2 separate regions of the Homo sapiens genome follow, and region 1 is linked to region 2. Evidence: read pairs that join two places in POLR2A ChIA-PET (ENCODE). Cell type or tissue: MCF 10A. All regions are shown on one strand. Links, peaks and the distances in the headings refer to the core of each region. The heading gives the core; the rest is flanking DNA.

Region 1 (2,907 bases), core at 130-2,629, 1.1 Mb after region 2:
AGAAGTCCTACTTAGGCTGTTCGAAGTTCCTGCTGATTCCTCCCCCTGAATCAACCAGCAAGTTCCTGGCACTAGGACCCTGTAGACAGGGAACCCTGAGCCTGCGCTCTAAAGAGAGAGATGCACCATTTCACAACTTCAGCAAAAGCCAAAGCAGCCAACAAAGCCACAGCCCTATCGGCTGTACTGGGCTCTGCCTTTTGGGCAGCTCGCCGGCCACTCCCCAAAAGCAGAGCATTCCATCCTTTCTCTTTTTAAACCCACGTCATCATCTGATCATAATGGAAATCAATCTCCTCAAACCACCATGCAAAGGCGTATCCATGGCAACCTCAAAAGGAAGGACACAGAGATGATGCTTCAGTGGCTGCAGCAGGAAAAGGTAAGTCCGTTTCTCTTCCATCCACGCCATCCCATCACTCTCTCCTTTCACTCAAGTCAGGTATACAGCTTACCTACAAATTGTATCTGTCACACAAACTGAGAAAACACATAAGGTGAGTTAATAATCATTATGTTATTATATAAGGTTTTAGATCTGCCTGTCTCTCTGCCAAGAAAAAATTCTCCTTTTCTAGGTGATAGGAACAGGGACAAGGTCTCTCTTCTTATTCACCTCTCAGATGACACAATCTCAGCCCACAATACCTGACAAATCACTATCGGTCACTTGTCTTTCTAGTCAGGATGCTGGAAAAATCACTCAAGAATATCCGAGTTTCCCTATGTAGTTGTCAAAAGCTGACAGCAACAGTGATCCCACTGTCCTGCCCCCTCCATGCCACCATCATGCCCACAAACTGGCATGGTAAGATTCCCTCCTTAGCAACCCTAGACTCTAGGCTCTCAAGGTTCAGAAACCGGGAGTTGGGATTAAATTTCTGTCTTCTCTGATGCCTCAGGAAAAGGAATCCATTTCTGCAGACGTAAGAGATTCATCAAATACAAGCGCTACTAATCCTCTATGCCTCAATTTCCTCTTCTGGAAGAAAGGGATAATAACAATAACTTTCTAACAGGATTGTTGTAAAAATCACATGAGAATGCCTGAAAAGCACTTAGAACAGTGCCTTGTATAAAGCACTCAATAAATGTCAGCCATTATTATTATGAGAAAGATGAAGGGGAGGCTTATAGTGTAGGATTTCAGTTCAGAGGGTACTCAACACTCTTGGAGCTTATTTCAGTTCCACTGTCTTCCTCTTTCCTCTTAACAGTTATTTCAAGCTTCCTTTACATTTTCAAGTCCTTACTCCCACCCAAGCCAACACCAGCATTCCCACCTCTCAGCAGATAACCTTGCTGAAAAAGAAAACTGGCCCTATTAGGTAAGAATTTCTTTGAAAATTTAGATATATCTGCATGCATATGTCATTATCTCTTTCTTCCTAAATTCCTTCCTTTCTTCCAACATTCCTCTTTAAAGAAAATGGTATCCCCTTCTTTTCAGGGCCCACCCCTTCCCCTCTCCTCTGAGGACTTGATTTAGCAATCGTCTTTTCTCTTGTGTCTTCATTGCACCCTGTCTACTGGATCTTACATGGCATCAGAAAACCCATAAACAAGACTTCCATTCTAGGAAAAACAAGTCCCTGCTACCTCTTCCACAAGCTGCCACCATTCTGTATTCTTCCTTTCTCTGCTGAACTACTCAAAGTGAGTACACATTCTCTATCTTCACTTCCCATCTACTTCTCGATCCATTGCTATCTGGCTCCATCCCTACCACTCCACTGAAGCTGCTCACACTTTAAAAGAGCCCTGGTGACCCCAATGTCCTACACAACCTCAAGGTGCATTTCCCAAGCTCATCCTAACTTGATCTCCCTGTAGCAACTGAGATTGTCAATCCTTTTCCTGGAATTTTCTCCTTTCCTAGCTTCCTGGGCAACATTCTCTCCTACCCTTGCACGTCAATCCTTCTCATCTCCTCTGTCATTATTTTCAGCCTTCTGTAAGCGTGGCTGGGAGACCTCAACCATTCCCACAACTTCAACTACCACTCATACTTACTGCCCCTAGACAGAAACTCTTCTGAACTTCAGACTCATATCTCACTGTCTGCTAACTGCCACAGAGCCCTCAAGTTCAATATGACCCAAAACACACTTGGTATCTCCCCCACCAAAAACAAACAAACAAAAAAAAGTTCTTCTTCTATATTCTCTCTTTGCTATTGGCACCACCATCCACTCAAAATAGAAAACTGAGTCATCCGCAACAACTCCCTCTCTTGTTCTCAACAACCAATTTAGTCATTATGTCTGGTTAATTCTGTTTCTCCAGTCTCTCTCAGATTCATCCTGTCCTCTCTATCCCCACTGACCTAATCCTTAGCTCAGCCCTAAACCATGTCTATGATATTACAAGAGTCTCCCGATGTCCCTGAACCAGGTTCTCCCCCTTCAATTTCCACATTTAGCTTCCCAAAATACAATCATGTCATCTTCCTGCCTAAAAGTCTCCAGTGGCTTCTCTGCCCACAAAATGAAATCTTTTTAGCACTGCACTACAGGCCATTAACAACCTGGCCTTGACCAAGCACAGTGGCTACACCTGTAATCCTAGCACTCTGAGAGCCCAAGGCGGGCAGATCACTTGAGGCCAGGAGTTTGAGATCAGCCTGGACAACATGGTGAAAGCCTGTCTCTACTAAAAATACAAAAATTAGCTGGGTGTGGTGGTGGTGCATGCCTATAGTACCAGTTACTCAGGAGGCTAAGTAGTCCCACCTGTAGTAGCTATAGTCCCAACTACTCAGGAGGTTGCAGTGAGCCAAAATCTCACCACCACACTCCAGCCTGGTTGACAGAGCAAGACTGTATCTCAAAAACAAAACAAAACAAAAAACTGGCCTCAAACTGGCACAGCAGCCTGCAGACCCACCTATACTCAGGAGGCTGAGGG
Region 2 (2,907 bases), core at 135-2,634:
GGCCTGGTAGTCTCCCTGTGACCCACAGTTCCCTGGGGCCCCCACAGAAAGCAGCTCCCAGGGCGCGTAGGGACCCTTGAAGGCAGAGACAGCGTCCAGCGCTGGCGAGGCGGGAGGCGCCCGGAGGCCGGGCTTGACGTCGGGCGGGGAGAGCTGAGGCTCATACAGGCACTGCGAGGGGGCACCCGCGCAAGGCGAGGCCTCCCAGAACGCCTCTGGGAAAGGGGCAGCGCCCAGATCCGGGGAGTAAAGGTCCGGCGGACCCGGCAGCAAGGCATCGGACCCCGCAGGAAAAGGGGCATCCAGCGGGGATCTGGACGCTGCTGCCTCTGGACCGGGGAAGGGTGCCAGGCCTAAGATGCCCGACATGAGGTTGAAGAGTGCCTCCGGGTCGTGCGGGTGTTCGGGCACTGCCTGAATGAAGAAGCTACCGCTGTAGCTGAGGCCGGGAGGGGGTGTGGGCGCAGGCCCCTCCAGGAAGCAGGAGTCGGCTAAGTCCCCACTTGCGCCGCAGCTGTTCAAAGCCCAGCTCAAGAAGTCGCCTGCTGAGGAGGGAGCAGGAATCAGCTCTGGGCACATCAAAGGGTGCACCTGAGTCCACAGCCCCTACCTACAAAACTCTTGGTGCCCACGGATATACACAAAGTGCCTTTTGCACATTCTGATTCAGCAGGGGCCCGCATACGTCCCAAGGAGCACATAGAAACATGCACACGCAAAACACACGTGCACAGGCAAAAGGGCGCTCCGATAACCGCACAGGTTCCTGCGGAGGCGCTGGCGGCCCAGTGTGGGTGGGAATGGGGGTGCGCACCCCAGGACTCCTAAGCTTCCCATCGCCCCTATTCTCATAGCTCCAATGTCCCAGTCCCTCCTGGTTCTCAGGTATGGTGCGCCCCCGCGCTGCGCCGTCGTCGTCTGAGCACCCCTGCTCGCCCTCCTTACCTCCAGGGTAGCCGGTGGCCGCGGGAGCGTCCCTGGCAGGCAGCCGGGGCAATTCAGCGCTGGGTTCGGCGCAACAGCCTTCAGTGGACTTGACGAGGAGCGCGTCGGGTTCGGAAAACTCGCTAAGGTGGAGCATGGCGCGGCGCCGGCTGTGGGGCGCCCGGGGCCTCGCCCGCTGGGCTTGGGGGCGCGCGGGTGGCGGGGAGGCTGGCGGTAGGGGTTCCCCGCAGCGCACAGACCTAGGCGCCCGGGCTCCTGGCTTCGGGCACTCACCTCTGGGAAAGGAGTCGGGGAGCCGCGGCGCCCTCGCTCGCCCGCACCGGCCTCGGGCGGCGGCTCCTCGCCTCTCCAAAGCGCTGCCGGGCTCCCCCAGCCCACAGCCCCCCCACTTATATAGCTGCGGCGGCGCTGGCTCCGGGCTTCCGACTCCCCGGGCCACTGCCATTTTGGGAGGCCCCGGCCCTGCCGCCGTGACGTAAATGCCCAAACATGGACACAGGATGTGTGCCGGGGACTCCCGAAAAGGAAAGCTCGAGCTGTGACGTTGTTGTTGTCGCCGCCGCCGCCAGGCTCGCGCCGCTGCGTGCGCGCGCGCTCCCCAGGCGTGGAGCGCTGGGGCCGCGGATGCGCCAGTCTGGGGCGCTGCGCCTCACCGGGCCGACCGTCCGGTAGATGCGCTTCCCACCTGGAGGCAGAGGCCGAGGGGCAGCAGGGGAGGACCGTGTTGGGTTTGAATCTGCCCTCTGCCACTAACTAGCTTGACACTCAGTCCCCCTTAACGTCAGTTTCTCACCTGTGCATTTCCTGTGGAGAGAAACTGAGAGCACATAAATGTCCAGGCGCACTCAGTAAACCACAGAGATTATTGCCATTCATTTCTTTTGCTCACGCCTGTGTGTTTTTCCATTTTAAGTTTTTTTTTTTTAAATTTGTGCTAGGAAAAATAATTTAAATTAAAAAGGACTGTAATACTTGTTAACAGTAGGAGGAAAGTCAACTAGCACAACAGGGTATATTCTAAATTGAAAAGTAAAAGTCCCTCCTCTCCACCTACCTTCATTCCTAGCTCCTGAGGTAGCCACATTTAAGTTTCTTGGGTATTCTTTCAGAAGAATTTTATGTATATCCAACCATACACATTGTTCTGCAATATTATTATTATTATTATTTTTTCACTTGAAATAACTTAGAGATTGTGCCATGTCCTGACATAAAGATCTTGTCATTCTTTTTCAAGGCTGTATAGTACTCCATTGTAAGGGAGGACCTTGAGTTAGTCGATTTGTCCCCTATCCATGAGCATGTAGGCAGTTTCCAACTTTTTACTTATACCAATGTTGTTGGAGTCAACATCCTTGACTATATAAATGTGAATGTGTCTGTGAGATAAATTCCAACGAGTGTAATTGTGTGCCAAAGTATATGTAAAATTTTGATAGACAACTGGCAAATTGTCTTCCAGAAAAGTAGGGCCAATTCCTGCTCACTCCTCCCTCACCCACAGGGTATGAGATGCTTCTGCAGAACATTTTTTCTGCCTTCATACAAATGGCTTTCGCTCTAAGGATGTTGATCCCAGCAACACACAGGGAATCCGTGGGAAATATCTCCCTGGAATCAGTACTTGAAATAATTGGGCTTCTTTTGAGAAAAAAAAAAAAAATCCTAGCCTTAAGGAGGCTGTGAATCTTGGCTGCAGAAGCATCAGAGCCAACTCCAGCAAAGAAGCTTGCCTACTCTCCTAGTCTCATCTCTCTTCTGCTGTGGTTTTCCCTCTGTCTCATTCTCTCATTCTTTTTAAAATGTTTATTTTATTTTGTATTATAGCTCACTTAACTCCTTTCTGGAACCAAATTAAATAAATACATGGGGGGGAAGGATTAAATAAATACATGGAATAGCATGTTCTTCTTTATGAAGAGCATCAATTCCTGAGACTCTGTGTGCTGGAGGGTAAGGTGG

The links. ChIA-PET counts read pairs that join two places held together with the same protein. Peaks named below come from ENCODE experiments on the same cell type or tissue, not always from the same donor. Only the 100,000 strongest peaks of a DNase experiment are listed, where the experiment ranks them.
Region 1: POLR2A ChIA-PET joins it to region 2 with 6 read pairs; 2 of 35 experiments call an interaction of 5 or more read pairs at or near these places.

What each region holds. Positions count from the first base shown.
Region 1 is chr2:74,385,369-74,388,275 of GRCh38, forward strand. DCTN1-AS1 (DCTN1 antisense RNA 1) reads left to right here and starts at 135. Exons shown (of 3, transcript NR_158174.1): 1 at 135-382. It also overlaps a transcript of DCTN1 not described here. In MCF 10A, for the core only: no CTCF peak of the experiment used is centred there; no DNase peak of the experiment used is centred there.
Region 2 is chr2:73,292,237-73,295,143 of GRCh38, forward strand. It overlaps EGR4 (early growth response 4), which reads right to left and starts at 1,312. Exons shown (of 2, transcript NM_001965.4): 1 at 946-1,312; 2 at 1-545. The coding sequence starts at 1,081. RefSeq lists a silencer at 1,595-1,674. In MCF 10A, for the core only: no CTCF peak of the experiment used is centred there; a DNase peak (open chromatin) is centred at 1,455.